Regions from separate parts of the Mus musculus genome. Here region 2 is linked to region 1. A link is a loop called in an ENCODE intact Hi-C map of the cell type or tissue named here. Cell type or tissue: gastrocnemius. All regions are shown on one strand.

Evidence for each region. Hi-C counts contacts between places; a loop is a spot of excess contacts. Peaks named below come from ENCODE experiments on the same cell type or tissue, not always from the same donor. Only the 100,000 strongest peaks of a DNase experiment are listed, where the experiment ranks them.
Region 2: a loop joins it to region 1, with 20 times the contacts of the local background. A loop is called at or near these places in 5 of 42 quality-filtered maps.

What each region holds. Positions count from the first base shown.
Region 1 is chr8:26,866,162-26,868,661 of GRCm38, forward strand. No RefSeq gene overlaps it. Among named protein-coding and RNA genes, the nearest start is that of 2310008N11Rik, 43 kb to the left of the region's middle. In gastrocnemius, no CTCF peak of the experiment used is centred here; no DNase peak of the experiment used is centred here.
Region 2 is chr8:26,971,832-26,974,331 of GRCm38, forward strand. All of the region lies in intron 1 of Gm39150 (a long non-coding RNA gene), which reads right to left. Among named protein-coding and RNA genes, the nearest start is that of Gm39150, 2.8 kb to the right of the region's middle. In gastrocnemius, no CTCF peak of the experiment used is centred here; a DNase peak (open chromatin) is centred at 1,136; H3K27ac peaks cover 459 bases.

The DNA of each region.
Region 1 (2,500 bases):
GCACCAGTGGCCTACTGATTCTCTTGGCCTTTGTGAGGTGGTGGTGGTGGTGGTGTGTGTACACAAGTATTCATGTATGTCCAAGTCTATAGATGTGCTCTTAGGTATTATTCGGCAGGTGCTACCTACCTTTTTCCTTTCTATTTATTATTTTATTTTATTTTATTTTATTTTATTTTATTTTATTTTATTTTGGGACAGGGTTTCTCGCCTGTCCTGAAACTTACCAAGTAGGCCATGCTTAGAGCATCCCATGGACCCTCCTGTCTCTGCCTTCCCAGTACTGTGGCTACAGGTCCACAGCACCACATCTCCCTTTTGCTCTTCTACTGTTTGTTCTGGGGTCAAACTTGTGTCCTCTGACTTCACCTTACCAACTGAGTGACCTACCTCCTTACAAACACTATCTATTTATTCATTCATTCATCCATTCATTCATTTACTTATTGCTTTGCTAAGGTCTGATTGTCAAATTTATTGGTAAGATGTAATTATAAATAGTTTCACATTTGATAGGAAAGGGGCTAGATCGTGAGCCAAGAGACCCACCCAAGAGTAGATGGAGTTTCATGTGTCTGAGGAAAGCCTTCTAATACGACTGCCCAGAGAAAGTGGTATCCCCCTAATGGGTATGAGTTACTCCTCTTACCTCTGTAATCAAATACCTGACATGAAAAGGGGGCCAGGGAAGGATTTTGTTTGGCTTACGCTCCAGCGAGTCTTGTCCTTGACACCCGCAACCCATGTTTTTTGGGATTGCATCATGGCAGCAGGGATTTGTGATCCAGGAGCTTCGTGGTGGCCAAAGGGTAGACAAATAGGCACAAAGACAGAGGTTGGAGACTCCAAGGACACCCCAAGAGAACTACACCCCCCAGAGGCCCCCATTTCTTGCCCTTTACTGCTGTCCAATAATATCACGTTATGACTCCATCAACAGATAAACCCGTTCAACGTACCAGAACCCTCAGGATCCAGTGCTCTGAGGAGATGTCCATGCAGACACACCCAAGGATGTGCCTTGATTAGCTCTTAGGCACTTATTAATCCAATCAAGTTGACAGTCAACCTTAGCCATCACCACAAGGAAGGGCCCAGCACCATGGAGGCTGACCCAGGTGGCCACTGGCTTGTAATCATTCTAACAGGGGTCAGAATCTCCCACACACACACCTCCCACTGGGGACTTCAGCAGTATGCAGGTATTTGAGCTTCTGAATCTTCCCCCAGGTGTCACACTAAAGACATTGTCACCTTTTGAGAGCTAACAAAAGCTATCTGTATGGCTAGTTTTCCGAATGCAGAATTTGTTCTATCAGATGGGGAATAACTCTTTATGTGATCACCAATACGGAGCTCACCAAATCAGCCAGGCCCAGCAGTAGCTAAGTGATACCCGGAAATGAGAACAACATCCCCTGAACTCAGCTGTCTGGGTTACACTGTGACCTTCATTCATGCATTCACTTAGATTCACTTGGTATAAGAAGTTCAAGTACCACGGAGCTTTCCCAGGTCCACCCTGATCCCATGTATAACCCCAAACATAAGAGAGCCTGAGGCATAATGCTCAGACTCATTACATAGTAGCTACCTATACAGACAGACGGACACGCCATATCCTCACATGATTCTCAAATCAGTCACCAGCAGCAGCAGCCAGCTCCTGCCAAGTAAAGTAATGGGCCTTTGGGGGATGGAGATGGGACACAAGGAAGCAGTGCTTAGAGCACAAGGTGTGTTAATGGGTATCAGTTTCGCCAAGGCAGGTGTCCTCCCAGAGGCTTGACTCTGGCTAGCCAGCTCACATGCTGTACGTAACATTGGGCTCTATGTAACATTGCTTCCTGCTGGGGCTCAGCTCTGCCTCCTGTGCCAGTGAGAGGGCTCTGGAAGTCAGGTGGCAGCAGAGAAGAGAAGAGAAGAGAAGAGAAGAGAAGAGAAGAGAAGAGAAGAGAAGAGAAGAGAAGAGAAGAGAAGAGAAGAGAAGAGAAGAGAAAGCTTGTCTAGGGCAAGCCAAGTAAATGTTACCTACTGAGCAACAGGACACTACTGTGAGGCTCAGAGCCTCCCACCACTCTCAGCCCCCAGCCTGTACCCCTGCCCTCTCCAGTGAACAGGGGCCACAGTGGTCACAGGCTGAGCTGCAGGGCAGGGCTGGCTCTCCTGGAATCTGTGAAATGTCATATTCTCCCAGGGTGGTATTTCCCCCACTTTTCCCCCCGACTCCTTTGCAGAAACAGGGCCTGTACCTCCACACCTCTGTTACACATATTGGTTCTGACAGCTCAGATTAATATGTCAGATGCCGAGCTCCTTGCTGGCGACAGGCCTTTTGACCCTCTCAGCACAATCTGCTTCCCTGATTGAAAATCTCTGCGCCTCAAATTGATTCAGAGTTTCATAAACATCCCGCAGCCATGATCCAAGGAAGCCACAGATGAAAGGCCTCAGAGAGCTGAGTTTGCCCTTTTCTCCCTAATCCCTCAAGTCAGAGGGC
Region 2 (2,500 bases), 110 kb after region 1:
GGAGCAGATCCGCAACAGGAAGGAGTTAAGAAGAACTAACTCACTTCGCGCCCTGCCCCACTCCCACCAACGTTTTTGCTGGGTGACATGACTTTCAAACTCTCCCTCCAGCTCTTAGAGCCTATGCCTTCATCTGACACAAGAGATAATAAAACCTGCCCAGAATAACTCTGAACTTTGTTGTAAGCAGAGTAACACAAAAACTCACTTGGGTAGCAGAGATAAGACTCAGTAGGTAAAGGCCCTCGCAGTCCTGCCTAACCACCTGAGTTTGAGATTCAGGGCCCACATGATAGAAGGAGAAAGCCAACTCCTATATAAGGTGTTCTCTGACCTCCACCCACACACTCCTCAAGTGCATGTGTGCATGTGCATGTGCACGTGCGTGCACAAACACACAGGCTAAGGCTGGAGGATTGTTGAGTTCAAGGCCAGTCTGGATTATATAGCAAGATCCTGCCTCCCATAATTGCATGGTGGAGGGAGGGGATGGATCCTTTCACGTGACTATATGTGTATGTGTATGTGTATATGTACATGTCACTTTGTAAACTCCAGTGTCTACCTTAAATTTTTCATGACTATGTTGAAATGAGATATAAATAAGTAGCCCTGCATATGTAAAAACAGACTTACGGCTGGGGTTACAGCTCAGAGTCCTTGCCATGCATGAGTGATGCCCTAGGTTTGATTCCTAACACCAGAAGGAAAAGCTCAAAGAAAGAGGTAAAAGAGAAGGAAGAGGAGGTGGATCAGCCAAAAAAGAAGCCCGTCTAGAGAGGAGAGAAATGACAGGGCACTTACTGCACTGGGTCTTAGGTAACTGCTTACGCTTTCTGGGCTCCTCTGTCTTCCTCTGTGATTAGGGCAAGGGTTCTGCGACAGTGGATACAAAATGTTTAGAACTGTATCAGCTACTGCCCTGATAGCCAAGCACCACTGGAAAGTTAACACAGAGGGAAGAAAAACAGTGTATCCGAAGTCCCTTGGGAGGTAAGACAAAATGCCCTGAGACACCTGCGGTGACTGACCCCTGAGTCCCTTTCATCACAAGAGAAGTCTTCCTGTGAGCCTGGCTGGCCTGACTCTTGCCAGTTCCCTGCCACCAGTCCTCAGTGACCCTGTCATGCCCCAGGCAGTGTCTGAAGCCTGGGGTGGGGCAGCTGAGGAAACCTCCAGAGCCCAGTGCACTGTGCTAACTCAGGGCTTGTGGCCAAGGCAGTAATTGTCAGCTGCTGAAAGATATTAAACGCAGGGAAGGGAAACCAAGTTCTCTACAAGACAGACTTTACGAAGTTCTTACAGCTTGTTAAAAAAAAAAAAATGTAAATAGTTACCCGGTGAGATATTATTTCATGATGTTGCCACTAGGGTTTGAGTATTATGCATGCGGTGATCATTCAGGCAATTCCGCCCTAGCAAGGAGTGAAAAGTGCCCATTACCCTTCACAACAAATCTACCACCTCTTGCTCTCCACCTGACTCAGGCCTTTTTTTCCTGGGTGGCAAATTTTATGTAAATTGAAGTCTGTGAAAAAAAAACTATAAATATCCACAATTTTCTAAAGGCTTTTTTTTTTTTTTACAATAGCTTTTGAGGGACTTTTTTTTAAAGATACATTGGACTGGAGCCCGGAGGAAGGTCTGTTACCAGTTCCGTGGAATTCCCAGTCTAGGCTGAGATCTTTGGGATCCAGACATTGATGGGTGACGCAGTTACCACCTAAACTCTATTTAGCGACGACGTTCCCTAGAGGCAGAAAGAACACCAAATCCCAGGCCTCCTTTACCTGGGATCCTTTGTCTCAACACTCCACATGTGCTGTCTGCCTCTGGCCTCCCGGGACTGGGATGGCCACTCTCAGATTTTATGCATGGGGAAACTGAAGCATATTGGGGGAGGGGGAGACAATGTACCCAGGGTCACCTCAGCAGCAGCGTGCCTTAAAGGCCTGGTTGCCAGTGACCTGACTCCAGGAACTTCAGGTAAATAACAGACCCATTCCTCACTCATAGCTCTAGCTGGGCTGTTTACAGCATCCAATATTATTTAAAGCACTGCATAAAATCAAGCTCGCTTGTAGTTCCTACTAGGGAGATCTTGAGTCCTAAACCAGGCTGAGCTACATAGCAAGACCCTGCGTGCTAGACAGAAAAAGGACTAACAGGCAGCCCATTCTTCACTCCAGTGTCCTAGAAACAGCTTCAAGTAGCTCTAGCCCTGTCCTAGGTAAACCACTGCTTGTCATTTCCAGGGTAACCAGCGAAGGGCTGACAAATGAGGTCCTCTGCATCTGCCACACTTCTGTGAGGGAAGGACATGCGCTGTATGCCCCTGCACTGCAACCGGTTTTTTTTTTTTTTTAACAGGGTCTTTTTTTTTTCAACCACATTCCTAAGGCAATGCTCTGCCCACAGCTGGCCCTCAGTAAACACGGGTCCGGGTTGATTAATGAGTCATGTTCTCACCCAGGTGGCAAGCCATTCCTTTGAAAACTGA